6 separate regions of the Homo sapiens genome follow, and regions 2, 3, 4, 5 and 6 are each linked to region 1. A link is a loop called in an ENCODE intact Hi-C map of the cell type or tissue named here. Cell type or tissue: mammary epithelial cell. All regions are shown on one strand. Links, peaks and the distances in the headings refer to the core of each region. The heading gives the core; the rest is flanking DNA.

Region 1 (5,102 bases), core at 492-4,491:
AGGCATGTGAAGTGTTGGAATTATAGTATCAGTGCTCTCTAATAAATACCTGATGTGGCATGAAAGTGCCTCAAGCACATTCAAAGCATCAATTAAATTAGGTGGAGTGAGAGAGGGCAGTGGAACAATTGCAGGATGCGCCTGGCCATCTCCTCCCTTGGTTGGGGCATCCACACATCCATTCTGTCTAGGGTGTGAATAACCTCAAGCCCTTTCCTTTTGATGTCCCTCTGAGCCTGCACTGCTTTGTGACAGTCTTAGGCATGACAAAGCTCTCCTTCTGTAGCTGACATAAATCAGAATAGCCTCCCCCATGTGTATCCTTCACACTTCCTTTATTTCCTAGGCTTTATGATCAATGGGCTCCCTTCTCTGCTGTGATTATGGCTGAAAGCTTTTGTTTATCCATGCACATTCTTAATCGATATTAGTTCCCAATCCTCCCACCCTGTGATTTATGCATTTGCCTGTCTTCTGTATTGAGTCCTGAAGGATTGGAATTTGTGTAAATGTCATGTACAAGGAGAAGGCACATTTGGTGCTATCTCAAGTTGCATTACTTTTAAAGCCCCCAGAACCATCACATTGAGCTGTGGAAAATATGACTCTCTGCCCAGACCAATGGCAGGCTTCCTGCCATGAGGCACACAGAGCCCAAAGGCTCAGGTGTAGTAATACTAGTCTGAAATGCTCAGTCACAGGGTGACCAGACCATTAAACTGTAATTAGGTTGTTATAATTATTGAAAACCAAACAGCATTATAATAATAGAATTGTGCCTCTCACATTTTATATCTCGCCCAGGATCATATTAGTAGCCTATTCAGTATATGGGCATTGAGTAATAGCTGCTATTCTTCAGAAGGCATTTACTTCTATTAAAAGTGCTGGGTGAGCAATTTGATGAAAGCATGGACATTTTCCTAGTGGAAAATGGACATTTATATGACATTGTTCAGAGACCTGGAAATTATAAAGGCCTACTTCTTTGAAAATCAAAGTCCTATTTTTAACCTCTAAAACACAAACAAAATAAAATACGAACAGTTATCATAAAATGTTCTTGTTCCTTTTTTGAAATAGAATGTATTAGAGAAATGAATATGTAAATACCCAAGAAGAAACCAAATTCTGTTTCCATGTAGGTATGTATAACTGGATGAATAGGCACTTAGGCAAATCAGAACTAGGTTACAGGGGTGTTTTCAGGAATTTATGATTAGATTGTGATGGTTTTTAGTGCAGCTCTTCCTCATGTTAGCAGATAGCCCACACGTGTGGGAAAGCTGAGTCGTCTTATTGAATCTGACAGTAACCGTTTTTGTCCCTTTCTTTTTCTTTTCAGAACTCTCTTTGCTCACAAGTTACCAAAAAAAAAAGAGCCAACATGTTGGTATTGCTGGCTGGTATCTTTGTGGTCCACATCGCTACTGTTATTATGCTATTTGTTAGCACCATTGCCAATGTGAGTAATGTTCTTTTGTTCATTCATTCATTGAGAAATCATTCGAATATTTACATCAAGTGCACAAAAGAAGTTTAAGCCACAGCCCTTGCCCTTCATGAACTTACAGCTCAGTTGTGGGAAAACAAAATAAACACACGCTTGCCCTTCAAACAATTAAATAACAGGAGGATAAAAGTGAATGTCCACAGGAGTAATCCTGCCAGAGCTGTAGGTGGTTAAGGGCTGGAGGATCTAGTGCAGCTTCTTCGGTCTCTAGAAGAGCCTTCCCAGCAGCAGGGGTGAGTGGAGCTTGAGGTGAACCTGGAGGAGTGGTAGATGGCTGAGGTTTCTCTTAGTGAAAGAGGGAAGGTGGAAGGATCATAGGGATGCATTCAGGTGGGAGTGCTAGCAAAGGAGCATATGTAGGAAGGACAAGCTTTGGTCAGAGGATAAGGAGGACACACACCTATGTGGCTGGAGCCGAACTTCCCCTCCTTCTGAGAAGCTTGATTAGAAGGATAGATGGGAAGAAGAGGATGCCAGACTGACAAATTCAAATTTTGAGCAAAGAGTAGCATGTGAAAGTGGAGTTTTGCAAGATTAACCCAGTGCCACTGAATTAACTAACTCAGACAAAACGAGAAAAAAAAAATGGAGGTAGTGTCTTTTCTCTCTGAACCCTGGGCTACTCTGACCTCTAGTGGTGGCTTACAGCGCCCAATTTGCTTTTACTTGTGCTTTTCTCAGAAAAAAGCCAGCTCCTTGGACCTAAAAACCAAGGCCACCAATCACTAGGCAGGCAAACCATGGTTTCAGAATCTGTTTAGGTCCCTATCACAGTTAAAGTATAAGTGAGTTTTAAAGTTCAGATAGAAGAGCTTTGCAAACATTAGTGGGTGTGATCATAAGCAAGGCTAATTAAGAATAACTGTGATAAGACAACCCCCGCCCACGTGACCTCCTTGTTTTGTAATTTAGCCATTCTATATGTCAACTCCTATATCTATCCAGATAAATCTGATAAGCTTCTTCAAAGTGTATTAATGAGCGCCAAAGCGCTGCGTATCTGTGAATTACCAGCCCCTAATATAAGGCTAGGCACACAGTTGTTTATTGAATGAAGAGCAGGGATTGGCGTAGGTGATGCATGTTCCCGGCCCCACCTTTCCAGTGTGTGCATTTGTGTGTGTGTAGACAGGACACTGCACTTGTTTTCTCTTCCAGAAGGATAATTCCTTTTCTTGGGCCAGGCAGGAAGGGATGGCGGCACCATGATCAGTCTGGGGGAATCCATTCAGGTCACCCTTCAGCTTTTAGTAGCCCCTACAGGAAAGCACTTGCTGTAGTATTTTACTATCAAATTACTTTGCATGTTGTGACAGTCAAGTTTGATCCTTCTGTTTAGATGAAAGTGGCTTATTAACCACTAGATTCATTGTTATTTTCCCAGTAGGTCTTATGTTTCTTAATTGTTTCCAGTTGGACATTTCACTTTTTTCCTGGTTAACCAGGGACTTAAATGAAACAATCTTGTTAGAGTATATGAACTGCACATACCTAAGCCAGTTTCCTCATCCTGGACTTCTGTTTCTCAGAACCTTAGAATTTTAAACCACTGTGGTTGAGTTACTTCCATTTTTGTTAAGTCGTGAAGAATGTGGAGCCCAAAGAGGGCTAGGTGATTTCTTTCTGGGTTTCACATTCTTCTGTGTCTCTTCTCTTGGCAACTTTGTGAACTTCAGTTTTAATCGGACCTTATTTCCGCCCACAGATAAGCTGCATAGCCATAGTTATAGCTAAATAGAATGTCTTTATTAAAATCTGATCCCGATGCAAGCTGATTTGTTATTTTATTTTTAAATCAGAGGGCCAGCTTTCAATTAACATTTTCTTTCCTTCTGGTTTCAGGTCTGGTTGGTTTCCAATACGGTAGATGCATCAGTAGGTCTTTGGAAAAACTGTACCAACATTAGCTGCAGTGACAGCCTGTCATATGCCAGTGAAGGTATATATAAAGATATTGACCCAGTGCTGACAATAGGTGTGGTCAGGGAATGTTCAGCCCCTGGAGTGACCTCATGCCCTTGTTCTCCTCGTCCTGTGTCTACAGATGCCCTCAAGACAGTGCAGGCCTTCATGATTCTCTCTATCATCTTCTGTGTCATTGCCCTCCTGGTCTTCGTGTTCCAGCTCTTCACCATGGAGAAGGGAAACCGGTTCTTCCTCTCAGGGGCCACCACACTGGTGTGCTGTGAGTATCTCATGGGTAGACTCCAGTTTACACTTTTAAGTCCATCTTACCATGGGTGTTTCTGGCAACTTGAACAGATTAGCACATGGTTCAGTGAAACTTCCTTGTGCAATTTTCTCCTCTGGTTATTTGTTCTCTTGTGGAGAACCTTGGATTGCTGCTTAGGTTAAGAACCCTCATCTGCTTCATTGTTCAAAACCAGTGCTCCTGGGTAGCTACCAAGTGGCAGTGCATATCTGTTAGTAGCACGTGTGTACAAGACACTTCAAGAAGGCAGAAAGGTAGGAGTTCTCAGAAAGATGAAACCACTGCCACAATGCACATCATTATTGTGATTCTCACTTAATTGTTGTTCTTTCCCAATATACTCGGTTTGGTGGAAGGACATGCTCTTTTGCATCCCTGAGTAGCTTTCCTAGACCCACAAGGGCCAGACAGGACAGCTGGGTGGTAGGCATGAGGTTCTGTGTTTTACATCACAGCGTGGCCACACAAACCAGTGCAGACATGAGAGCCCAGACACCTCTAATTTATCAACATACCGTCGAGCTTGGCCCAGGGGACATCCATCAGAACTCCTGTTTAGGGACAAACAAGCAGAATTCATTTTCCTATTGCTAATGAGGGAAATAGGATCTTCTTAAAATTAGTAAAACTTTTTCTCGACTTTAATGTAAGAAAACACACCGACAAATCTCCTTTTCCCCTGCAGGGCTGTGCATTCTTGTGGGGGTGTCCATCTACACTAGTCATTATGCGAATCGTGATGGAACGCAGTATCACCACGGCTATTCCTACATCCTGGGCTGGATCTGCTTCTGCTTCAGCTTCATCATCGGCGTTCTCTATCTGGTCCTGAGAAAGAAATAAGGCCGGACGAGTTCATGGGGATCTGGGGGGTGGGGAGGAGGAAGCCGTTGAATCTGGGAGGGAAGTGGAGGTTGCTGTACAGGAAAAACCGAGATAGGGGAGGGGGGAGGGGGAAGCAAAGGGGGGAGGTCAAATCCCAAACCATTACTGAGGGGATTCTCTACTGCCAAGCCCCTGCCCTGGGGAGAAAGTAGTTGGCTAGTACTTTGATGCTCCCTTGATGGGGTCCAGAGAGCCTCCCTGCAGCCACCAGACTTGGCCTCCAGCTGTTCTTAGTGACACACACTGTCTGGGGCCCCATCAGCTGCCACAACACCAGCCCCACTTCTGGGTCATGCACTGAGGTCCACAGACCTACTGCACTGAGTTAAAATAGCGGTACAAGTTCTGGCAAGAGCAGATACTGTCTTTGTGCTGAATACGCTAAGCCTGGAAGCCATCCTGCCCTTCTGACCCAAAGCAAAACATCACATTCCAGTCTGAAGTGCCTACTGGGGGGCTTTGGCCTGTGAGCCATTGTCCCTCTTTGGAACA
Region 2 (5,102 bases), core at 424-4,423, 300 kb before region 1:
AGAGGAGTGGCAACCTTGGCTTGGGGTTTGGCAGCCCAGGAAAGGCAGGGAGGAGAGCTCAAAGCCGGTTTCATGTTTCACCCAAGGTCTAATTGTGGGAGAGGACAAATCCAGATCCCCTGTTTGACAGAATTAGTTCACAAATGTCTCTTGGCAAAAACATGTGACACCTAACCATGATAATTGACTTAATCCAAGAAAGAGCTCTGTAGGGCAGAGCAATAGGAAATCTCTCTTTCGTTATGGAAAAAAAATAATCCCTCTACATAGAAACTGAGTGACATGTAAAAATGTGTAGCTAAGTCAGGGAGTTACTTCCTAAGAGCCTGACGCTCTGCTTTTCATCAAAAGGAAAAACCAGCGTGAGGCAGAGGCGAGGGAGGTGGAGGTGAGTGGATGATGTGCTGAGTTAGGGATGTTTATATGCCGCAAAGGTTTGGTTGGTAGGCTTCGCGCTAAGATTAGCCTGGCTTTGTACTGAAAAGGGGGAAGGACACATAGTGACACAGATCCTTCTGGTCTTTCCCAGGAGGTGTGACCTAATGAGGTTTGTTGTGAGAATAAAGCAATGTGGTTTCACATATATTATCTATCATAGGCTAGGGACTCAAGAAATGCATATTCCCCCCCCACTTTCTTTCTCTCTTTCCTTCCTTCCTTCCTTTCTTCTTTCTTTCTTTCTTTCTTTCTTTCTTTCTTTCTTTCTTTCTTTCTCTCTCTCTCTCTCTCTCTCTTTCTTTCTTTCTTTTTGAGATAGAGTCTCACTCTGTCATCCAGGCTGGAGTGCAGTGGCATGATCTCAGCTCACTGCAGCCTCCGCATCCTGGGTTCAAGCGATTTTCGTGCCTCGGCCTTCTGAGTAGCTGGGATTACAGGCGTGCGTGCGCCACCACGCCTGGCTAATTTTTGTATTTTTAGTACAGACGAGGTTTCACCATGTTGACCAGGCTGGTCTTGAACTCCTGATCTTAAGTGATCTGCCCGCCTTGGCCTCCCAAAGTGCTGGGATTACGGGTGGGAATCACCATGCCCAGCCTCCTTTCCATCTTTTCTTTCCTTCTCTGGTCTTCATACTACCAACCAAGCAAGGGAGGAGGAGTAAAAGGTAAAATCACAAAATACTCTGGATCGGCATTTTTTTTTTTTTTTTTTTTTGAGACAGGGTCTAGCTCTATGGCCCAGGCTGGAGTGCAGTGGCACAATCATAGCTCACTGCAGCCTCAACTTTCTGTGCTCGAGTGATTCTCCTGCCTCAGTCTCCTGAGTAGCTGGGACCACAGACGTGCACTACCACACTTGGCTAATTTTATTTTTTCAGAGATCACATGTGGTTTGAGGGAGGATAGAGAGGACAGGGTGTCAAGAACAGCATTTTTACCAAGTTGATATAAAAATGAAACAGGATCCAGGCATGGGTCTTTACACTGATAGTTACAGTAAGTTTTAAAATCTGAGCAGCAATTTGAATCACTTGTTGAAAAACACACAAAATATATTTTTTGTAGAGGTGGGGGTCTTGCTCTGTTGCCCAGGCTGGTCTTGAACTCGAGATTCTCCTGCTTTGGCCTCCCACAAGTGCTGGGATTACAGGCGTGAGCTACTGCACCCGGCCTGCTTTCTTTTTAGTGAAAAGGATCTGTGGGAGCTTTTATTCCCATGGCTGCCTTCCTCAAGTCAACCTCTTTCCCCGGAAATGGCATCATCTCTGGACTGTTGTTTCTCCTTCTTCCTTCTCCTCCTTCTCCTCCTCCTCCTCCTCCACCATGCCCGGCTGATTTTTGTATTTTTAGTAGAGACAGGGTTTCACTATATGGGCCAGGCAGATCTCGAACTCCAAACCTCGTGATCCACCTACCTTGGCCTCTGAAAGTGCTGGGATACCGTGGCCTCTGAAAGTGCTGGGATTACAGGCATGAGCCACCGCGCCCGGCCCCGTTGTTTCCCTTCTAAGAAACGCAGTGGTCTCTGAAGCCTGCAGGGGCAGGCCAGCCCTGCACTGAACGCCTGTTCTTGCCAGGTGGCAGAAGGTTGCTGCTCATTTGAGCAGTACCTGTCACCCCTCCTCCCACTGCTGCGGCTGTTAACTCATCTTCAGGTCTCACACCTTCTGCACATAAATAAGCTATTTTTAAAAGTTATTATTTTTTTACTCTTTCTTTTCTTTGGAGAGGGTACCAAAGGATAGCTGTTCTGTTTAAGTAGGGACCTCTCATGGCCTACAGGCTTTGACATCTGAGAATCAAACTGGAGAACATTCCGAAGCCGTTCTTATAAGTGTCTCCATCTCTACCTGGGCTGAAATGGAATGTGCAAATGTAGCCCAGCCTGGTCCTTGGGTGTTGCCAGTTGATTGATGACTGGGAGCCAAAGTGGCATCTCCTTTGACCTAAACGGGCGATGATGAAATAAAACTCAACAGCCTTTCTCTCATCTTGCATTGTGAGATGCGAAATAGAGCGTGTCTCTCTGCCTCTCATTTTAGGCTGAGGCCGTCCAAAGCGGCCATGCCCCATGTTTCCACTAGATGGCGCTGACACTTCAGGCATCAACCCTCATGGCCTCTCAGCCTTGCAAAGGCAGCCACTTAAAGTCGGTGTCCTGTGTGGGGCACCAAGCTGAGCTGCAGACACCCAGTAGGCGCGAGGCAAATGCGTCCCATTTTAAGAGGCTTGTATTTATGAGCTCTTTGCTTCCTCCCTCCCACTAACTTTAAAGAATTGCTCTCCATCTCCTTTGGCAAAGTTCCTTTGCCCTTTGTCTTATTTTTGTGAAACCCTCCAAGGTATTTCCAGTCCATTTGCATCCAATCTGGCATCTTTACGGAGAGCGGTCTCATATGCTATTGTTGTTAACGTGGACTAGTATTTATGTGTTGAGAACACTGGCTGTTTGTCAGGAAAAGTGTGCCAAAACAAAGAGTACGGCCGGCCCTGGAAATGCATCAGCAAAACCCATTTCCCCCGTGCACTCATTCTGAGCTTCCTTCCTTCATTTCTGTCATTACTGCTGAGAACTGGACTGTGCCCAGCTGACCTTTCCCTTCCTTGCCCTCATCTTGCTGCCAGGGTCTGCAGGTTTGCCACCGTCCCGGCCCCAGTCTGAAACATGGGATTATTTCAGAATTGGAGGTGGCAGCTTCAGAAAAAAATCCTTCTCGTGTGTTGACTGCTGAGATCCAGGAACTGGGAAATCAACCCCCAGTTTGTAGATTGCTCTCTTTGGAAATTCTGTGGCCCAACCTCGTGGCTGTTTTCTGGAATTCCTTCTATCGGGGCAGACAGTGCTGTGCCTTTCTTGACTTCAGGATGTTCCAAGGATGCTGCTGGATCTGTGTGTGTGTGTGTGTGTGTGTGTGTGTGTGTGTGTGTGCGTGCGTGCGTGTATGTGCGCCTGACCCTGATTTCTGCAACCTCCAGATTTCTTTCTTGACCCTTCAAAGTGGAACAGTCCAGTGCCAAAAATTTTAGAGTTTGAGAAGGTCACAGAAATCCTCTAGTTGGTGCCTCCACAGTCTTCATTTTACAGAGGAACTCAGGGCTAATGGAGTTAATGCAACTAGATCAGGGTTTTGGGTCTGTGTTCTTTCTACCGTCAGCACCTGTGTGGTCAATTCTGGACACTTCCCAGAGAAGTCTTTGAGTAGAGAATCCTACTCAAATTTCACTGTATATTTTAAGCATTCCTCTCCTTTCCCTTTGCCTCCCCTGTTGCCTTTTCTTCCCCTGATTTCTCCTCTGGTCATCTCCTCTCCCTTCTGCGTGTAAGCCATGGGAAAGGGATGAGGGAGGACAGCTTCTGGTTAAACACAGGTCCCTCTTCCACATCAAATGAACATTGGCTTCCTGGGACAGAAGGCCTTCAAAGGAGGGATTGCAAAGCAAGGCAAAGCGTTCTGTCTTCATTTTCCCCATCCCCATGAGACAAGACTGATGGAAAGGGTGGTGGGGCAACACTGCTTAATGGATGCCTTTTCACATCATTTCAGTTTTTAGCCCTCATGACTGTATTTTCTAATCAGAGACAATAACATTTTAAATAAAACAACGACAAAGAAGTCTGAGTCAGGTGGTAAAATTTGTTGTTTTCAAGCACCATCTTTTGATATACTTGGTTTCATATCATAATGTATTCAAGGTTTCAACCGGTTCTTACATGCTCCCCTTTACTGAGATTTTCTTTTTCTAAAAAAAAAATTTAAAAAATTTTAAAAGTAATTTTTTTTTCTTTTGGGATAGGGTCTTTCTCTGTCACTCAGCCTGGAGTGCAGTGGTGCGATCACGGCTCACTGTAGTCTCGACATCCTGGGCTCAGGTGGTCCTCTTGCCTCGGCCTTCTGAGTACTGGCTGGGACCACAGGTGCACACCACCACACATGGTTAATTAAAAAAAAATTGTAGAGGCAGGGTCTCCCTATGTTGCCCAGGCTGGTCTTGTACTCCTGGGCTCAAGTGATCCTCCTCCCTCCGCCTCCCAAAGTGCTGGAATTGCAAGCATGAGCCACCATGCCCAGCCTGAGATTTTATTTTCCATTCATCTTTTGACTCATCTCAGAATTGACCAGATTCAGCCACTCTTACAAGAAAGCTCAGGATCCAGTAAACAGTTAATTCTTTATTTTTATTATTATTTTTAAGACAGGGTCTTGCTTTGTCGCCTAGGCTGGAGTGTAGTGCTGTGATCTCAGCTCACTGCAACCTGCATTTCCTGAGCTCAAGCGATCCTCCCACTCTGCCTCCTAAGTAGCTGGGACTAGAGGCGTGCGCCACCACGCTTGGCTAATTTTTGAAATTTTTTTTTTTGTAGAGATGGGGTCTCACTATATTGCCCAGGCTGGTCTTGAACTCCTGGGCTCAAGCAATCCTCCCACTGTGGCCTCTCAAAGTGTTGGGATTGCAGGTGTGAGCCACCATGCCCCCAACCAACAGTGAATTCCTATTCACTTGTTTGTGTTATTGATTCCTTCAACTTCCCTGAGGCCCATAGTGAGCCAAAAACCCACACCCATCCCCCTTCTTTCTCTTTGCATGGAATTCTGGCTCCCTTCAGGGAGTAAGTGCCACACCTGGAAGAGCCCTCCCTCCCCGTGCAGCTTCTGAGAGCAG
Region 3 (5,102 bases), core at 556-4,555, 420 kb before region 1:
GGCTGCTCCGCTGAACTCGTGCCAAGTTCCCGCTGGCGTCCGGGCAGCAGGGCGGGAGCGGCGGCTGGCACGGAGACTCCAGGCTGACCGCGTGTCTATGTCCCCGCAGGGAATGGAGAGGCCGGCGGCCCGGGAGCCGCATGGGCCCGACGCGCTGCGGCGCTTCCAGGGACTGCTGCTGGACCGCCGAGGCCGGCTGCACGGCCAGGTGCTGCGCCTGCGCGAGGTGGCCCGGCGCCTGGAGCGCCTGCGCAGGCGCTCCCTCGTAGCCAACGTGGCCGGCAGCTCGCTGAGCGCAACGGGCGCCCTCGCCGCCATCGTGGGGCTCTCGCTCAGCCCGGTCACCCTGGGGACCTCGCTGCTGGTGTCGGCCGTGGGGCTGGGGGTGGCCACAGCCGGAGGGGCCGTCACCATCACGTCCGATCTCTCGCTGATCTTCTGCAACTCCCGGGAGCTGCGGAGGGTGCAGGAGATCGCGGCCACCTGCCAGGACCAGATGCGAGAGATCCTGAGCTGCCTCGAGTTTTTCTGCCGCTGGCAGGGCTGCGGGGACCGCCAGCTGCTGCAGTGCGGGAGGAACGCCTCCATCGCCCTGTACAATTCTGTCTACTTCATCGTCTTCTTTGGCTCACGTGGCTTCCTCATCCCCAGGCGGGCGGAGGGGGACACCAAGGTTAGCCAGGCCGTGCTGAAGGCCAAGATTCAGAAACTGGCCGAGAGCCTGGAGTCCTGCACCGGGGCTCTGGACGAACTCAGCGAGCAGCTGGAGTCTCGGGTTCAGCTCTGCACCAAGTCCAGTCGTGGCCACGACCTCAAGATCTCTGCTGACCAGCGTGCAGGGCTGTTTTTCTGAGAACATCCTTTCCCCCTAATGACCGAGGCCAGCAAATCATCCTCATGGGATGCTCCAGAATTTGTAGCTCCCTTAGGAAAACACCAAGCTGGGTTAGGAGCCGAAGGCAAAGGATGAGAAAAACTGTTTTTGAAGTGGGCAGGTCCCCAAAGCCCTTCTTTTCCCATCACTGTGACATCTGCCTGGGCTTGAGTGCTACGGACTTTTCAGTCTTCCTAGTGGAAAAATGTGACCCAAAAACTCTTTTTCCTTTATCAAAAACTTTCTGTCTAAACACAGCTGGGCAGGCACTCCTGTTTTAAAGTTATTTCGGGGTCCCTGACCCTGCCCTGGTGGCTTGGCCTGAGACTGGAGAGAGTGCCATCCTCTGGGTCCTCTCCAAGTCCTACTAGTCTTTGAAGTCCTCAAAATGTGCGTGAGGAAGGCGTTTGCCTCTATTCCAGAATTTCTGATACAAAGAACTCCAGAATCCAGAGCAAATCAGCCCTTCTCTGAACGTTGTAGGATGGTTCAGAACCCAGAGAGGACCCTGGTGCTGATATCTCCTCCTCTTCCCTTTCCCCTCAGCTTACTTACTCCCAGATGCGGCCTGGGTATGAAGTAGGCCTTTCCTGAGTGGCTCCCAATCCAGTCCTCCAAGTACTCAGAGGGGAAGCCCGTGAAGCCGTCATCTAAGTCCTGCTCCCTCACATGAAGCTGAGGGCCAGATAGATGGAGCGACTGCCAACTTCATTTCCCGACATCATTGTGTTCAGAAGAGAGTGATGGGTTTTGAGTTAGACAGTCCTGGGCTTGAGACAGGCTTTGTCACTACTGTGTGAGTGTAGCCACCTAATCTCTCTGAGACTGTGTAAAACAAAGATGATAAAATCTCACCCTGTTGTGAGATATTAAATGAGCCAAAGTGCCTAGCATGATGGTGCTGGCTCATATAGTGTAGTCCCTGGAATGGCAAATTAACATCACCCAGGAACTTGTTAGAAAGGCAAATTCTTGGACACAACCCTCCTGATTTATGGAATCAGAAACTCTGGCTGTGGGGCCCAGCAACCTGAGTTTAAACAATTTCTCTGGGTGGTTCTGCGGCACACTAAGGTTTGAAAATCACTGCAACAAATGCTAACTTCTAATCCCCTTGATGAGCTTTCACGAAGTCTCACGGCTTCTCTAGGGACTCCATGGTCTTCAGAGTCGTTCACAGATGACCAAGGACAGACTGTGTCCCAGAAGCCAAAATGAGAGAGAGAGAGAGAGAGCACGCGTACGTGCACCCTGGGGCAGTGTCTCACCGTATGAACAAGGGATGTAACACTAAAAGCCCATTAGGGGGCAGTGTTTCCCGCCTGTTGTAGAAACTGGTACAGAAAGGAATATGAAGTTCCTGAAACTGACCTTTGTCTATTATTACCTTCTCTGAAAAGTGCCAGTCCATGTATTTTTTATTTATTTTAAGTTTGTAATTTAATTTTTAATTATTGTTTAGTGTTTGCATTTAATTTTATTTAATCACCACATTTAGAAAATAATAAGAGCAAGTTTCTAAATGGGAGACTGCTGAGGCTCTTTGCAAGAGATGAGATTAAGTTTGAGTTTCTAAGGCAGGGCATGAGCTGGAAATAGCATTGCTTTCCTTGATTGTCTCTCTCCTTCAGGGAGATTCTTTTTCTCTAGTGTTTTAAGTGATCCTTTGAAGTAAGTGTGGAGAGTCTTGAATGGCAAGACCAGGAGCTGAGTTTAAGCTTGTAATGGAAGCTTGCATTGTGGGATATATAACTGAGGAAGCATATTTATCCTGAAGGTATTTTGCCAGAAGGTATCACTTGACCTGGAAAAGGAATCTATTTAGTTCAGGAAAGATAAAAAGTTTAGAGGTATGTGAAGGAAGCACTTAGAACTTGCAAGCCTGATGTCCTATCAAGTTATGTCTTCTGGGTGACAGACAAAATCGCTTGTCTTATGGTGGTGATGTGTTGCATTTTCACTTTGGGGTCTGTAAGAAACTGTCAGTGAAAATATGTACAATTCCTTCAATTTCCATTCTTAACAACTGTAATGTTGAAAAATAAGTTGAAAAGTCTTTGGGACCATACATGCAAAAACGGTGCCTCTGTTACTTAATTATTTAATATTCTATAAATGTACCCAATCTGTCCGCACCCTTCCCAGTGATGGGGCAGTATGTCTGAGGAAGTATAATTTCAGTACTGGGGTCGGGGAGAGGAGGTGATGTTTCTACATTTTTATTTTTTCTATAAATTGCAATTGGTCTGTATGCTGGTTTATTTTGAAATTTATATTGGTTTCTTTTCAAGCTGGTGTCATCTCCTAGACTGTTTCACCCAGATGCTAGCATTTTTTTTTTTTTTTTGAGACAGAGTCTCACTCTGTCACCTAGGCTGGAGTTGCAGTGGTTTGATCTCGGCTCACTGCAACCTCCGACTCCTGGGTTCAAGCAATTCTTCTGCCTCAGCCTCCTGAGTAGCTGGGATTACAGATGTGCACCAGCACACCCGGCTAATTTTTTGTATTTTTAGTAGAGACAGGGTTTCGCCATGTTGGCCAGGCTGGTCTTGAACTCCTGGCCTTATGTGATCCGCCCACCTTGGCTTCCCAAAGTGCTGGGATTACAGGCATGAGCCACCTCGCCTGGCCAGATGCTAGCATTTTAGATCAAACAATTCATTTTAGATGAATTGTTTTGTTTCACAATCATTTTAAATCATTTTAGAATGTACTTCACATTATTAGTTGTGTTATGGCATAAAGGTACAACCATTCCCTAACTCCATCTTTTATTAATGCTTAAGTTTAAATTATATTCTTCCAATGCCTAAGCTATTCCCTAGAATTAAACTGGGCACTTTTGGAAGCAGCAACAGTAACAGCAGCAGCAAACTTTTCCTCTCATATTTTGGGTGTATCAAAAGTTCTAGACTTTTGAAGTTATGATTTCAGTGGCCCACTTTATTTCTAAGGAAGAGTGTCTACTTTGGAACGATACTTTGCACATAGTAGGAACTCAAGAAATACATTTGAATAATTATAATTAACTGTTTAGCTATCTTAATGAGAATTTGTTGACAACAAAAGATCATCCATCGCCTTATGTGTGAGTAAGATTGGAGCCTCTATCAAGATTTAGTCAAGTTCAGTTAGATTGATTCTAGAAACAAATATTTATTTCTTTCTTTTACGGGGATGTGAATAAGGCTTTTCCTTAAGGCCTTCATTCTTTAAACAAACAGGTTGAAATGGTATGTTGTAAAAGAGAAGACGGGAGAGAGGTATTTAGATGATAAGTGTACTTCACAAAAATGCCAAAGTTTGAAAAATAGGTATGTTTGTTCTAAATGTTTAAGTGCTTCTCTGTTAGGTTCTGGGGCTTGCAATCATTTGAATTGTTCTGTTTCACAATAAAGGAGATTCACTGGGTTCTGCATTTTCAGGATTCAATAGAACTGCTCCATTAAAAAAATAATCCTTAGCAAGCATTCGAATCCTAACTGCTTTGATGCACTTGCCCTCGGGCACCTGTCATTTCCAATATGGTAGGTGTCAAAGTCAAAAGTATTTACTGGGAGAAAAAAGAGAGGAGTGGTTGTAGAAGTCTCCCTAAATCAGACATGTCAAGCAATCAGCCAACGTGGTGTATTTCTCATTCAATATTTTAGTGTGAATTGAGACACTGAGATAAAGACATCGTGCAGAGATAAATGGGGATACAGTTAAATGTAGCAACTCTTGAGTTCATTTTTTCCCACTGTAGCAAAATTAATGCTTTCTCTTTATTGAAATAAATTGCTCATTCCTCAAATTTTTTTATCTTTCTGTAATTAATTTCCTAGTTCTATGTTTCCTTGTGTATGAATTAGTAACTTTGAAAAAGGGCAGATGTTTAATCATTTTCACTTAGAATATTCAGATCAAACTATATGAATCATTTTTTTTTAATAATCAATGCATACACAGGAATTCCCTTTTGCCTAGAAATCAGACTTCCAGCAGTCTCAAAACCTTTGAACATAATTACAACCTGGGAAGGAATTGAAAGGAAACCTAGAATCAGCCAAATTAGCCTTCACAACATCCAAACACTAAAGAGAGGTGGGCAGGGAGGGTGAAGGGCAGCATGTATATCAGGAAAGAAAACTTTCCCGTAAATCTCTGAGGGACTTCACCTTGCAAGCCACCGATCTTGACCATGCAAGGCAGGCTGGGAAATGTAGTATTTTTAGCTGAGAACAACGCT
Region 4 (5,102 bases), core at 710-4,709, 230 kb before region 1:
AAGAGGCTCCCGCTGGCCAACAGTGGGGCAATTAGAGCATCAATAAGAATAATATCTGTAACAAACTGAAACGTATCAAATATGTTTAAATTCATATGTTTATAATTACACTCAAAAAACGAAGATGCAGACCACTTTACCTTGAGGATGTTACAGAATGAAATTATCATTCTGAAAACTGGTAAATAAAGAGAAGGTATCAAGTAAGCATGTATCTGGCTTTTTCTATATGAAATAAAGGAAGCCAAATAGTAAACGAGGGGAAGTTTCTCTTTACTGAAATATTGCAGGTAATAAAAGAAGAAGGAGAAACAGAGAACATTATCGTTTTATGGCCTCTAATGGAACAAGACATCTAGGCAATGATGAACTATGGTCACCAACATCACTCAATCAGGGACAATCAGACACTGTGGGCCCCTGAAGGAAGTAAACACCACCACGTAGGAAATATTCTCACCAAAACTTCAAAAACTTGAATCTGATCTAGTCTTTAGTTTCAACTACTAATTTACAGGCAATACGGGGCTCAGAGGGATGTGGTAAAATGTCACGGAAATATAATCAGCAAAATCCAGTACAGATAATAAGAAGACAAATGATCCACAGATGGAAAGGAAGAATGTAAAGTTGTGTTGGTAAAGAAATTCACAGATTAATAAAAGCTTAAAAATGTACCATCAGCCAGGTGTGGTTGTGTGCAACTGTAGTACCAGCTACTTGAGAGGCTGAGGTGGGAGGATTACCTGAGCCCAGGAGTTTGAGGCTGCAGTGAGCTATGATCACACCACTGCACTGCAGCCTGGGCAACAGAGCAAGGCCTTGTCTCTTAACAACAACAACAAAAAGAAAGTACTACAAAATCTGACTTGGATCCAGATTCTAACAAAATATTAAAACAAATGATGGCCAGGCGTGGTGGCTCACGCCTGTAATCCCAGCACTTTGGGAGGCCGAGGCAGGTGGATCACAAGGTCAGGAGTTCAAGACCAGCCTGGCCAAGATGGTGAAACCCTGTCTCTACTAAAAAACTACAAATATTAGGCACAGTGGCAGGTTCCTGTACTCCCAGCTACTTGGGAGGCTGAGGCAGGAGAATTGCTTGAACCCAGGCAGCAGAGGTTGCAGTGAGCCAAGATCGCACCACTGCACTCCAGCCTGGGCAACAGAGAGAGACTCCGTTGGAAAAAAAAAAAAAGTAATGGGGGAAATCTGAGCATTGAATATTTTATATTATAAATTAATGAAGTACTATTGAAATTTCAGAAAAAAGGTATTGTGATTATATTTTAAAAAAATCTTCAGTAATTACCTGAAATATTTATGAATGAAATAATATAATGTCTGGAATTTGCCTAAAAATAATCCAGGGTAGGGCTGGGTGAATGCTGTGAAGATACACATGACACAGAATTGGCCTTGAGCTGATCGTTGCTGTAGGTAGGGGATGGGCACATATGATTTCATGATCTTATATGCTTCTACCTTTCTATAAGTTTGAAAATTCCCATACTAAAAAGTTAAAGACAAAAGAAAAAAAAATTATATCCACTCATTACTCAGGGTCTGGTAAAACAAATGATCAGAAACTAGCCCCATCTGCTTGAAGTCTTAATGTGAACTGATTCAATCATGTCTATCTCATTCCTTATGAAATAAGAATGAACAGACAGAAGGGGTAATTGCCAAAACCTGCTTCAGGTCATAAACATTAGGTAATACATAAATAGTATCTTAGTAAATACTGAAAGATATTTAACAATAATCCTATAAGGTTACATTACATGCACACACACACACATCATATATAGGAGGTTATATTATCAGCACTTAACAAATGCAAAAGCTAAGTCTTAAAGTGGCTAACTTCCCAAGCATCATTCTGCTAGTAAGCAGTAGAGCTGGAATTCAAATAAAATACAAGTTCATTTTATTATACCTGCTGCTTCCCAAACACAGGAAATAGAATGGAAAAGACAAGCAGACATCTAACCCAGGGCACAAGATTTAAGGAGGCGCTCACTCTCAGTCCCCATCCTGCACTTGGACAGCTGTGAGAGTGAGTGCTTCCTTAAATGCTGCACCCAAGGTGCATCTCCACCCTAGGAAAAGATATTGTTAAGTTAATTTGCTTTCTCCACACCCTCTGAAGGGAAGCTGGGAAGTCTGAATGAGGACTGCAGGACAAGCACAGGAGCTGAGGCTCCGGTGCTAGCTCCCAGCTGCATTACATTCACTGTCCTCTGGAGGGCCCTGCAGTCACCTGGCCTAGGACTACACACAGCGGTGAAACTCACATTCTCAGAACATTGACACAGCTCCGGGGAAAATGGTCCCACCATCAGGTTCAGGGTTGCAGCAGGGCAGCCAAGTTTGGAGGTCCCTGAAGTGGACCAATACTCAGTCCAGTGCAATATTATATGTATGTGAATTTTTCATGAGGTTGCTCCTGAGCGGAGCCAAACCACCTATGATTACTTCTGGTGAAGATCCTGGTCTTTCCCTGAGCCTGGTTTGGTGCCTGTCACATGGGAGTGTTTTAACAAATGTGAGGAGTCATCAATGATCTAGAAGACTTGGTTTCTGAGGGCAGTTTGGAGCACAAGGGATAGAAACTAGTAACCATTTGCACCTGCTATTCTCTACAGTCAAGGGAAAATGACCCCACATGAAGTCCTGGAAACAGGACCAGGATGACAAGAGAATAGATGTGTGCTCTGCTCAAAGGACTACCATCCAGGAACAACAAGGAGGATGGAAGCCCAGCTCTAGCAAATGCTCCCTGCTCTCTGGCATTCAAAGGGAGTGTGGGGTAGAAATCAGGTATTCCTCAGCCCTTTATGCTTCCCATGTGTCCACGAATCCAGACCATGGCTTGACTTAAGATATTTGCTGAGTCTCCTAGAACCCTGCTATGGCTAATGTAGACATTCACTGTAAGCTTAAGCAAAGCTTAAGCTCGTCCCATCAATTTGGCAACTGGCCAAGGCATTTATTCTGATAAAATGCAAATGTGTGTGTGCTGCAGCCTGAAGAAATTAAAATGAGAAACTGTTAGGATTCAGCATTTCCTACTTAAATTAATTCAGCAACCATAAAAATTTGACGCGAATGCTTGCCAGAGGTGATGCAAGGAGTGGTACGGGAATCAAGCGCCACCCATGGATGCCTGAAGGATTGTCTCCTTACATGGAATAGACAGTGATGCCTTCCCGTTCCTCAATCTTAACGCTTTTGTCACTGGGAGCTGGTGGGTCGCTTTGAAATTGGTTTGGAATCCGGAACCAGACTTTTAATTTCTTCTGCAGAGAGCCATCTTCATTGGGGAACACAGCAAAGGAAATAGGGACTGTCATCCCCATCCCAATTCCTGAAAACACAAAAGCACAGAGTGAGGCAGGGATCAGAGACAGAGCTTGCTCAGGGCTGTGGAAGACACATTAGTTCCATTCGTCTTTCAAAGTGGTATGTTTTTGTTCTTGAAATTAACAATGAACATTTCAAGTGTTAAAAATACAGAAATACATGAACACCTGTTATTTGTATACGCTGTTGGTAGGAGTATAGTGGTACAACTCTAAAAAATGATTTGGCAATATATATCAAGACTGTAGATTATCAGTCTCTTTCTCTCTCTCTCTCTCTCTCTTTCTCTCTCTCTCTCTCTCTCTCTTTCTTTCTTTCTTCCGACAGTCTTGCTCTGTTGCCCAGGCTGGAGTGCAGTGGCATGATCTCGGCTTACTGTAAACTCTGCCTCCTGGGTTCCTGGGTTCAAGCGATTCTTGTGCCTCAGCCTTCTGAGTAGATGGGATTACAGGTGTGCGCCACCACACCCAGCTTATTTTTGTATTTTTAGTAGAGATGGGGTTTTGCCATGTTGGCCAGGCTCGTCTTAAACTCCTACCTCAAGTGATTTGCCCATCTTGGCCTCCCAAAGTGCTGGGATTACAGGTGTGAGCCACCATGCCTAGCCAGTATTTAATTACTGCCTATTTAAAACATCAATCTAAAATATGGAAAAGGCTATAGGTAGTAAGATATTCATTACAGCAGAATTATAAATTCTGTTCAAAACAGGAATATGTCTGTGTAAATTACAGACACATGATACAATATAATGTAGCTAGGAATTATGCTTAAGAAGACTCTGGTACTAGTGGAAAATAATTATGAAATAATAACTAACAGAAGCAGGATATGTAATTATAGGAACACTAAGATTACATTAAAAAGCCCTAAAAAATACATTCAAAAGACAACATTGATTGTATTGAATGGGGGAATTAGGGAATACTGTTTTGTTATTTTAAAGGTTTTCTTTAGTGAGTTTTATAATTCTCATACATATTTTCATTTAAAAAAATGTTAAGACAGTGTTAAGAAGGAAAAGATTTCTTCCTGACCTCCTACAGGTTAACGTATCTTCCAAAGCCTGACTACTTTAGTCCTAGTAAATTTTTTTTTTAAAGCAAGTTTTTTAAGTAAGTAAAGGAATAAAAGAATGGTTACTCAATAGACAGAGCAGCTCCTAGTAAATGTTACTAAGGCTAACACACGTTTTTAGCTCTCTAAATTATCAGCTTGAGAAATATCCTAAAAATTAAACACATCTCTTTTTTTTCCTCTTGCTTTCTGACCCATTTTTGTTTTGCAGTGATTCCAAAATGCTACCCAAATTAGAGGGCTTCTCACGAGTCAAACTCATTTTTAAATATGGTTTACATCTAACAGGTACACCTTTCATGAGACTTCAGGCTTATCATTTTAAAAGTAGAGAGGTGGCCAGCATGAACTGCCAAGTTTTTAAGAGCAGGATGGCCCAAGAATTCTCAGACCCTTCATTTGCCAGACAGGGTCTGGAACCTCACTGCTCACTGAGCCTCAGGACCCAGCAGAATCTGAGCTACCAGGGGCTGACTCTGGGGATCTCCAGCCTGATGCTGGCCTTGCGTTGTGCTGTAGCTCAGCTTACTGTGGGCACACGCCACCTAGTCAACCAATCCAAAGACATAATAAGCACTGCAGGGTTAAAAAAAAAATAGAGCCTATGGTCCCACACCTGGGAGTGAAGCAGGAACTTGGAGATATTGAGCAGGGATGCC
Region 5 (5,102 bases), core at 636-4,635, 190 kb before region 1:
TCATAGTAGTAGTCCAGCAGCCAGTTAATTTTTTTCTTTTTCTTTCTTTCAGGGCCAGAAAAGCAAATTAAACTGGAATGTTATGGAGACCACTATCCCTGCCTCCTTTCCTTTTTTAAAGGTGGCACTAATTTCTGTAATTCTTTCCAAGATGTGGCTTTCCTTCTGATATACCATCATGGCTGGAAGAGAAGATATGGGTGAGCTTAGAGGCTTCCACTTGGCCATTTTTACCATAATAGCTCTATTCAACAGGTCAAGAGAGAAATCTGAGGACTTTTCCAGTTTTTAATTATAACCATCCCAATTATGCACTCAGGGGCCTAACCATCACTGGTAGGTTTATGTAGCCCATGTGAAGTAGACTTGGACTGGGACTCCATATATCTCCTGGCTTTCATAAGCTTCTGCTCTAACTTGGGGACTATGCTGGCATTTCAGGCCCCCTGGCAGAATTATCAGCTAAGACTGTGTGTCTAATAGCCCTCAAAAATCTGGGTATTTCCGTTTTCCCTAGTGTATCTGGGAAAAGGCTGCAGGTCCCTTTGGGGAGGGAATGCAACCATGCTTATTGTATGTATTTGCAGTGGCATTGCAGGATTCCTTATCAAGGAGGTTAGACTTCCTTTTCAATCAGTAGGCTTTGGTTCTGAGAACTGGCCTAAGATCTGAAACAAAGGATTGTAATTACCCATTTGGTGACTGACATCAGCCTTTTGCTCACTAGCTTTCAATTTTTGTGTGGTCATATAAACCAAGCAGTAGTCTAATTGGTTGCCCTTCTGTATTGCTCTTATTAGCCATTGCCACAGATCCTAGTAGGTCAAGAAACCTTGACTGTCACTCTAGCTTTGGTCTGTATTACAGTAATTATGTTCCTCTTGACTCTTAAGATTAGACGCCACCATCTGGTCTCTGCTATTCTTGAATCTTATCATCCCCGTTGATAATAGCACAATTCCATTGCAAAATCTCTTTCTCTCAAATGTGATATACAGATGTACTGAGGGACACTTATGGCTGACCTCAAAAGATGCTGGCGCCTCACCACCACTGTTATTATGTACCGGTTATTACTTGGGCCTTCCTGGGGGACCTAGTCAGGTGGTAGGTTCTCTGATTCACATCACAAAGGATTTTAATATTTATACTTTTCTGGACTTGTTGACACCTTTCTCAATACTCTGTTGAGGCAATTCCAGCATCTCTATCTCACGGGAGACTGACACTGTATCCAAGCCTCGAGGAGTCATCCCAACAGCATTTTAGGACTGACTCCAAGTGTTCTTATCAGGACATTAAGTTCCAAGTGAATTAACATATGTTTTATCTCATATACTTATTTTTTGTGGCAAGAACACATAAAATCTACTCTTAGCAATTTTCAAGTACACCACATGTTGTTATAACCATACTCATGTTCCACAATCACCATCTAACATCATTATATTCTGTGATAGATCTCTTAAACTTATTCCTCTTATGAAATGGAAATTTTATATCTTTTGACTGACATCCTCCTTAATGATCCACCTACCCCTCACCATTCTACTCTCTGCCTCAATGAGTTTGATTTTTTTAGATTTCACATATAAGTGAGTTCATGTGGTATTTGTCTTTCTGGGTCTGGCTTATTTCATTTAACAAAATGTCATCCAGGTTCATCCATGTTATTGCAAATGACAGGATTCCCTTGTTCTGTTTTCAAGGCTGACTAGTATTCCATTATGTAGAGCTACTTCTAGTACCAACTGTTTAGCTTAGGTTTCTTCAAAGCGCTGAGCCTGAGACAAGGCTTGTGTGATGGTCATTATTTTGGAAAATGATTCTCCAAAGAAGAATGAGGGAAGAATGAAGCAGGAAAGGAGGGAAAGATAACTTAAGAGCACCTTACTGAGTGGATGGCACTGTGGAGAACTGGAGATTAATCCTTGTTAGGGACCGTCTGGGAAGTCATGTGCAGCGCACTTAAGAATCATCTACTTGAAGGGGAAGAAGGGAATATTTACCGCTGACTCCTACATGTTGCTGGCCGAGGATTGTCCCATGGGATATAACTCTCACATTTCCATTTTTGGAAAAAGCATTTGGTTCTTTTTTATCCTTTAGAGATGATCAATGAGACTTTTTTTAAAGTATCATTATGAACTTATGGATTTTAACATATTTAAGTCTGTCTGTTGTACTCATTATTCTTATTGATAATGTCCCATTTTGGCTATTGTGAGTGCCTTCAAATTGGTTCCTGTGACCTTTTAACATGAATCCAGCAGACTTTAGTAGCTTTCTTGTTTTCTAGTATGACAAAGTCTTCTAGGCTCATTCCTGCTCCAGACATGAAATCATCCATTTTCCCAAGGAGCCCTTCAGAGATCACGATCTGGCACTAGAGGTCCTCGTTGCTGTTGGGTTGGTCAATGTATGAAGTCCTGTTCCCTGGACAGAGCTAGAAATATGTTTTTGTTTAATGAAAAAGAGAAATACCTCATGAATTAGTACTCATATTTCTAATTCAAATAAAATATTACAGTTTTTCTTTACCTACCTTCTTTGATTTTATATTTGCACTTCTTTACTCTTACTAATTAACATAATTACTTATTTGCTTGTTAAAAGAAAAATTTTAGACATATTAAACAGTTCAATTGAGCAAAGAGCGATTCACAAATCAGGCAGCGTTCCCATCTCCTGGATCCAGAATAGATTTGGAGCAACTGTGGAGCTGTCACGTGGTTGGATAATATTTATGGACAGAAAAAGGAAAGTGGTGGACAGAAAACAGAAGTGAGGTACGGAAACAGCTGGATTGGTTACAGCTCAGTGTTTGAACATGGTTTCAACAGTTGGCGACCTGTGATAGGTTACAGTCTGTTTACATATCCAGTTAGGTTACAGTTCACTATATAAGGAGAAACCTTTAGGTCAAACTTAAAATACATAAGGAGGCAGCTTTAACTTAATTTAACACAGTTTAACCTGTTCTATTTGTATATATAATTGTTTCAAACATCATTACAAAATTACTTATTTGCTATACCCTATCATCTACGTGTGTATAATAGTTTCATACTCACTATATCAATATTGTTATTAACAATATGATCCCTGAATACAATTTAAGATTTCTTTGCAATTCTACTTTTCCCTTAGAATATATCCCGCTAGGAGGGTACAGTCAAATTAATATGTTTTGAAGTTATTGAATTAATTGGATGTCACGTTCTCTATATGTTAATAGTTAAACCATCAACTTAGTATTAATTTTGTTTCCAATTTTTAGGAACGGATATTTTCCCACCTTGATTTAATTTTATTTTTTAATTATGTAAACCATTTATGTGGTTTGTAAGTCAAAAGCTCTAAAACAAAGTATATTCAGAGAAGTTTAACTAACTTCTAACCCTATTCCAACTTGTTTTTTCCTTCCATTTTTCATTAGAGTTTAATTTATTCTTCCAGTTTTTTGTTTGTTTGTTTTTGTAGAGACAGGGTCTTGCTCTGTCACCCAGGATAGAGTGTAATGGCACAATCACAGCTCCCTGTAACCTTGAACCCCTGGGCTCAAGCAATCCTCCCACCTCGGCCTCCCAAAATGTTGGGATTACAGGCATGAGTCACTGTACCTAGCCCGTTATTCTTCCATTAAAAAAAACTATATATATGTATAGATAGATATATTCGCATTCCTTCCTTTCTTAGGTAAAAGGTAGAATACTATACACCTTAATCTGCTCCTTGCTTTTTTTCACTTAATCATGCTTCATGGAATTCACTTTGTAATGATGCTTAGAGATTGTATTCCTTTCTAGAGCTTCACAATTCTTTTTGTGAATTTATTGAGATATAAATTGAAGACGGTGCAAGCAGATTTGGAAAGTAATGGAGTCCTTAACTAGAAGGATAGATTTATCACTCATTGCAATGTGGAAGACTGCAAAAGGAACAAATTTTGGGGGAAATATCAGAAATTTAGTGGACATATTTTGCTTGAGATGTCTATTAGACATGCAAGAAGAACTACAAATAGGCAGTTTTGGATACCCTAGTCTAGAATTCAAGGGTGAGATCCAGGCTAGACATATAATTTGGAAGTTAATACCCGGGGAGTTTGGTGAAGGAATGGAAGAGTAAACGCTCTAGGCTGGTCATTTCTCCCCTGATTTTATTAACTCCTAAATGTAGGAGATTTGGGTTGCCTGTTTTGAGCCCCTGGACTCCTGTTTCACTGATTTCCATGGTGAACAGGTAGGCAATCATTGTCTCCAAGCAGAGTAGGAAAGGGGCAGAGGAAAATGCAATCTTGTTCTCGCTAACTTTGTCCCCTGCCAGTATTCTCTTCTGGGCTACAGTCAACCCTTCTTCCCCCCAACCTTCAGGTGCAGAGCTTCCCTCTCCCAGGGTTTCTTACTGTTGATGTAATTAGTTCCTGGAATCTATGTTTCCTTCTGAGCTTCTCCTTGTTTGATTCTGGGGAAGAAAGCCAGTAACCGATGCCAGTTTTCCATCTTTGCAGGAACTCAAAGTTCTATTAGATTTTCAAAATTAAACAAGGGGAAAGAATATTTTTTTAAGAGAAAAAAGATGGGGAAACTGATTTATCATCTCTTTCAAATGTCCTGTGAAACTATTCCAAGGAGGTTGATTCTGATTAGACTCAGACTGGGGAAAATAGGGATTCAGCAAAGCTGGGAACTGCATACTGGGGAAGAAAATAAAGAACTGACTACTTGCCAGGAAACAAAAAGTATTCCATGTGAAGACATGCTTTAACTCTAAAACCTTTCTGAAATTCTGCCTTGGGTAAACATGTATAGTATTTCCTCAAGAGCTACATTTCCCCAGCCTACGGTAAACAAGGGGAAAGATACCAAGTTCATCACAGATTATTTCTCTTCAATCTTGTATGATTCACTACAGTTATGCAGAGAAAATGTTTTAATATTATAAAGTCAAGCATAAACACCTACAAAGTTAAATACGATGAACATTAAAATAAACAGGAGAGGTAGTTTATAAAATTAAACTAGATGACATAATTGGAAGTTAATACAACTTAAATAGATCTTAGAAAAGTTTTCTGATGAAAATTAATATCTACATTT
Region 6 (5,102 bases), core at 776-4,775, 77 kb before region 1:
GTGAAACCCTGTCTCTACTAAAAATACAAAAATTAGCCGGGCATGGTGGTGCATGCTTGTAATTCCAGCTACTCGCGGGAGGCTGAGAGAGGAGAATCACTTGAACTTGAGAGGGAGAAGTTGCAGTGAGCCGAGATCATGCCACTGCACTCCAGCCTGGGTGACAGAGACTCTGTCCCCCCAAAAAAAAATAAAAAAAAGAAGGAAGCCAGACAAAAGAGAGCACATGCTTCATGATTCTATTTCCCTAGAATTCTAGAAAATACAAACCATGGAGGAAGGGAGACAGTGAGCCCTAACAAAAGTGCACCAACAGTTTTAGGTGTAGTGGATATGTTCATTATCTTGACTATGTTGATGGTTGCATGGATGTCTACGTATGTCAGAATTGTTCAAATTGTATAGTTTAAACAGTGTATATTATTGTATGTCAATTATATCCCAATTAAGTTATTAAAAAAGATAATGTCAAAAGGTATCTATTCACTTTAAAAAACATGATCTTTTCTAAATGATTCAAAATTAAATGTTTTAAGCCAGCAAGATTTACTACTATGTTTAATCCACAATTTTATTTAGAAAAATTTAGTTAATCCATTTTTTTTTTTAAGATGAAGTCTTTCTCTGTCACCCAGGCTGGAGTGCAGTGGCACGAGCTTGGCTCACTGCAACCTCCGCCTCTTGGGTTCAAATAATTCTCCTGCCTCAGCCTCCTGAGTAGCTGGAACTACAGGTACATGCCACCATGCCTGGCTTATTTTTTGTATTTTGGTAGAGACGGGGTTTCACCATGTTGCCCAGACTGGTCTCAAACTCCTGAGCTCAGGCAATCCACCTGTCTCAGCTTCCCAAAGTGTCAGGATTATAGGCGTGTGCCATTGCGCCCGGCCCCCAAATATTTTTAGAATTAAAATTATTCAAAGAATTTTTCTTAGAGTTGAATGAATCTATGTTGGTCATCTATGAGAAGGAAAATCAGTCAGAAGGAAATAGAAGAGGTTTGTAAATGCATCTATTTGCCACGACACTCTTAGGCTTATAGAATTAACTCTCCAAAGGGAAATTATAGAAGCCTCATTGCCATAAAACCCAACTGTACAAAGACCTCAGCTAAGAACAGAGCTCAAAACTTAATAAACCCTTTCATCCAAAGATACAAGCTTTTCCAGATACCAATTAACAAAATCTTGTACCATGGTATGAGCAGAGGGGTACACTCATTGCTGTTTAACAGATATTGAATTGGAACCCCCAAGAGCTCAGACAACCTGTCTGAGGTCATCTGGCGAGGCAGCTCCTGACTCGGGGTGAAGCTTAAGAGTTCTGCCTTCTGGCCCTGCCCTGCCTGACTCCAACCAACAAAGAACTCTCTGGCCCTAAACCAGACCAAGTAGGGGGAAGAAAATTCATGGTTTAACCAGTTTGCATTGGAACCAATGTGGTGTTAGAGGCCACACCAAGGGTGGGAACCAGTGGGTCGAATTCTAAATCCATCTCATTTCTCTACTTTTTCCCTCCCTACTTTGGACCAGTCCATTGCTGTCTTCGTTGAACTCTTTGTGGCTTGACAGAATATATTATTGCATCCTTTTTGCATAAAGGAGAGATTCTTACAATTTCATTGGACTGTGGGACACTCAATCCTTCTAGATTGATTATGGTGATAAATTTGGAGACTCCTGGAACCTGGGAGGGAATTACTGTCAGATCCAAAGCAACAGCAAATGGAAGATTTACCAAATACTGGGAGAAGTTTACCCTGGACTTTTGAGGAATATTGTAGCCTTTAGATGTGTCAGGGGCTCCCCCTTGTCTGGACTGGGATTCCTGGTTGGCTTTGACTCCCAAGTGTGGAGGAACTGGTTAATTTAGATGTTGGATTCTATAATTAGAAGCAATCTTTTTCCTGGATGACATATGGTGAGATGTTCTAACCAATGTAGAAGGTGTCTATTATGCATTTCTTCTGCAGTTCTTACAGTAATATTTGACTTATTTGGCAATTATTCATACATGGCAGACACAGCCATCTGAAACACAGCTGAAACCAGCAGGATGCAAAAAAGGCCTTTGGGTGGCCAACATGGACATCAAAAAATCTTCGAACTATTCTGTATCTCTTCAACACTATTCACTTTTATTTCAGGCATGACCTAGTAAGCTTAATTATGATCTACAGCGGATTAGAACCAGCACATTAATGGGGCAGGGGGAAACTTTAGAAACAGAAGCTAGAAGTTAGCAGTTTTATGATGAGGGAGGAGACAGGAGAATTATAAAAGCACAAATAAGAATGCAGAAAATGTAATGATTTGAGGTAAGAGCAAACAGCTCTCCAGAACTCATGAGTCCAAGAGTTCATTATTTTTCTTCATCGAAGTTAAATATTAGAGGTTGTAATTATTTCTTTTACAAACATATATTGGAAGCCTGGATACTGTACCTGGCACTGGGTATGTAATGACAGACATGGTCCTGCCCTAATAGAAGGTAATAAATTATGTTGAGTAAACTTTAGAAAAACGGAGAATAATATATTTAGAAAGATTTCCATAACAATTAAAAATGTTTAAATGACTTCATTCCCCAAATCGTAAGCTCCAAGAATCTGAATCAATTATGTAGAACAGCTTATTTCCCACTAGACCTAATAAATGAGGCATTAATTATATTAGCATGACATTGTTATTAGTTTTAAATGAAGAGCAGTAGACATATATGTTCTAGTCTGAAGACAGAGATGTCTGCTGTATTCTTTAATTATTACCAGCTCCTGTGACCTTACATATTTCAGCTCAATTAATGCAGCCAAGTGCCCCTGGGGTGAGGAGGCAGGGCACAAGCTCAAGAGCCTTTGGTGATTGGAGGTGACATATTCAAGGGAGGAGAAAGCAAAGACACAGAACAAGGGGGGCAAGGGGCCTTCCAATTTCTTTTCCTCTGTTTATGGGAGACCCTTATTACATTACGTTCTCTCGCCGCCCTCTGTCCCGGTTTCCCTTTCTCATGCATAGAAATAAAGGTCCAAAAGGAATAGATTTAACGGGCTTAGATCCGAGGGTGGAGCTGCCTGGGGATGTGCTGTGCATTTAAAGTAAAACAAAACAAAATGCCTCTTGATTGCCAGGGCAGGAAATTTCTGCCCAACTGGAAGGGCTGGTTGCTGGAATGCAGGAGAGTCCTTGAGAGGACTTTCTGGAAGGCTGGGGGAGGTGTGGCTGTGGGAGAGCTCCTCCGGGCACCCACGCCTCGCTGCGGACTGGCTGAGGAGTGACTCAAGTACCACAGGGGTGTCAGGGCAGTGAGATGAGTCGGAGCCAGCCCAGGGATCCGGTCCGAATGTGACCACATTCTGGCAGGGTCATCTCAGTGTCATGGAACACTGTGTGCCCAGCAGGCCAAAGACGACTGAGTTGAACAACTAGTTTAGAGCAGGATCAGGACCCAAGCCAGTGTTCAGCCATGCAGGAGGCCTCTCCTCACTAGCCTACTCACACTACAACCTTTTCTGTGTATTTTTCTCATCACTTACCCTTAGTACCTAGCACAGCTCCTCGTATGAGGTAAGTGTTCACTAATGAATGAATGGATGGATGGATGGATGGATGGACAGATGGATGGGTGGATGGATAGATCGAGTAAGTTCTTTGTTATCCTCTTATAATATAACCAACTGCATTTCTGAAACGACTTGCCATTCCTGATTTAAAACACACACCTCCCAAGAAATAAAGCAAACAACACCATCCTGACCTAGGACATTTCGCAAAGCTCAAGGAAATTAATCAGATGCTAAAATTGGGAGAAACTGGACAAATTACCTCCAAATTATTATTATCCACTACTTCACAAAAATTTCTGTAGAATGAAAATAAATAGTTTTTTCCTTTCCTAGTAAACAGTTTGGTGGTTTCCTGTTATAATTTTATTTTCCTTTAGTGACGAAATGTATACTCAGAAGTTGATGGTTAAACAAGTTTTACGCTGAGGAGTGAGCAGTCTAATTATAATGAACACAAACAAGCATAACACACATACATGCTTCTCTCATCAAAATAACCTGCAGGCAGGGCCTCCATTCTGTAGCTTCTGAGTACCTTTTAAGTATGGTGTCCAGGACGTCAGTCTGTTATGGAGGGAAGGACGGTGGCTTCGCCTCCTTGGAGCCTGACCTTTGAACCCACAGGTAAGCTGTAGCTGTCCTTCTCCACTGCTCTATGGACAGCACTGCTCAAAGTCCATCACAGAAGCCGGGCCACAAACTGCTACCAGTTACAACCAGTTAAGGTGCTTGCACCAAAATGTAAACCAATGATGTCAGGAAGCACACTTTCAGATTCTATTGATTTTTTAGAATAAGGCTTTCTAGACCAAAGATTGGTGCATTTTTTTCCATAAAATGCCAGAGAGTGAGTATTTTAGGCTTTGCAGGACAGTCTCTGTCACAATGACTCAACGTTGCTGTCTAGGGGTGCCAAAGCTGCCAGAGACAATGCATAAGCGAATAGGTGTGGCCGTGTGCCAATATAACTTTTTTTTTTTTTTAGATGGAGTATTGCTCTTTTTTGCCCAGGCTGGAGTGCAATGGCATGATCTCGGCTCACTGCAACCTCTGCCTCCCGGGTTCAAGCGATTCTTCTGCCTCAGCCTCTCAAGTAGCTGGGATTACAGGCACGTGCCACCACGCCCAGCTAATTTTTTATATTTTTAGTAGAGATGGGGTTTCACCATGTTGGCCAGTCTGGTCTCGAACTCCTGACCTCAGGTGATCCACCCACCTTGGCCTCCCAAAGTGCTGGGATTACAGGCATGAGCCACCATGCCTGGGAACTTTTTATAAAAATAAAAACTGGCACAGGTTGGAGATACCTAGTGGGTTGGATGGGCTTTGCTGGTGGGGACAAGGGACTGTATAGTTTGCTGACTTCTGTTCTAGATGAAGGAAGCTACTAATTGATTACATTCTGGCTCAAGCTCCTTGTTATGGAATAGACACCCCCTGAACACCACTGGACTGGACAACTTAGGAGGAGCCACACCAGACAGGGTCCCAAGGCCCTCCCAGCTGTGGCTGGTGAGACCACCAATGCAAATACTATGAG

Evidence for each region. Hi-C counts contacts between places; a loop is a spot of excess contacts. Peaks named below come from ENCODE experiments on the same cell type or tissue, not always from the same donor. Only the 100,000 strongest peaks of a DNase experiment are listed, where the experiment ranks them.
Region 2: it touches region 1 in a loop (13-fold over the local background); 99 of 110 quality-filtered maps call a loop at or near these places.
Region 3: it touches region 1 in a loop (10-fold over the local background); 27 of 110 quality-filtered maps call a loop at or near these places.
Region 4: it touches region 1 in a loop (10-fold over the local background); 26 of 110 quality-filtered maps call a loop at or near these places.
Region 5: a loop joins it to region 1, with 7 times the contacts of the local background. A loop is called at or near these places in 31 of 110 quality-filtered maps.
Region 6: a loop joins it to region 1, with 4 times the contacts of the local background. A loop is called at or near these places in 5 of 110 quality-filtered maps.

Annotation. Positions count from the first base shown.
Region 1 is chr12:13,210,124-13,215,225 of GRCh38, forward strand. EMP1 (epithelial membrane protein 1) reads left to right here. Exons shown (of 5, transcript NM_001423.3): 2 at 1,346-1,465; 3 at 3,356-3,452; 4 at 3,558-3,698; 5 at 4,411-5,102. The coding sequence starts at 1,388. The coding sequence ends at 4,568. Among named protein-coding and RNA genes, the nearest start is that of EMP1, 16 kb to the left of the region's middle. In mammary epithelial cell, for the core only: a CTCF peak has its summit at 2,162 (motif pointing left); a DNase peak (open chromatin) is centred at 1,476; H3K27ac peaks cover 1,568 bases.
Region 2 is chr12:12,913,884-12,918,985 of GRCh38, forward strand. It overlaps GPRC5A (G protein-coupled receptor class C group 5 member A), which reads left to right. Exons shown (of 4, transcript NM_003979.4): 4 at 1-4,054. MIR614 (microRNA 614) reads left to right here and starts at 1,946; the gene lies at 1,946-2,035. In mammary epithelial cell, for the core only: a CTCF peak has its summit at 2,520 (motif pointing right); a DNase peak (open chromatin) is centred at 2,452.
Region 3 is chr12:12,786,800-12,791,901 of GRCh38, forward strand. It overlaps APOLD1 (apolipoprotein L domain containing 1), which reads left to right. Exons shown (of 2, transcript NM_030817.3): 2 at 110-4,667. The coding sequence ends at 853. Among named protein-coding and RNA genes, the nearest start is that of APOLD1, 3.7 kb to the left of the region's middle. RefSeq lists silencers at 147-246, 277-386. In mammary epithelial cell, for the core only: a CTCF peak has its summit at 2,182 (motif pointing right); a DNase peak (open chromatin) is centred at 2,182; H3K4me3 peaks cover 300 bases; H3K27ac peaks cover 866 bases.
Region 4 is chr12:12,983,963-12,989,064 of GRCh38, forward strand. HEBP1 (heme binding protein 1) reads right to left here. Exons shown (of 4, transcript NM_015987.5): 3 at 3,190-3,370. All of the region lies in intron 2 of GPRC5D-AS1 (GPRC5D and HEBP1 antisense RNA 1), which reads left to right. Among named protein-coding and RNA genes, the nearest start is that of HEBP1, 14 kb to the right of the region's middle. In mammary epithelial cell, for the core only: a CTCF peak has its summit at 2,245; no DNase peak of the experiment used is centred there.
Region 5 is chr12:13,021,962-13,027,063 of GRCh38, forward strand. It overlaps GPRC5D-AS1 (GPRC5D and HEBP1 antisense RNA 1), which reads left to right. Exons shown (of 3, transcript NR_149067.1): 3 at 53-537. Among named protein-coding and RNA genes, the nearest start is that of FAM234B, 20 kb to the right of the region's middle. In mammary epithelial cell, for the core only: no CTCF peak of the experiment used is centred there; no DNase peak of the experiment used is centred there.
Region 6 is chr12:13,132,661-13,137,762 of GRCh38, forward strand. No RefSeq gene overlaps it. Among named protein-coding and RNA genes, the nearest start is that of GSG1, 32 kb to the left of the region's middle. In mammary epithelial cell, for the core only: a CTCF peak has its summit at 3,268; a DNase peak (open chromatin) is centred at 3,251; H3K4me3 peaks cover 256 bases; H3K27ac peaks cover 2,873 bases.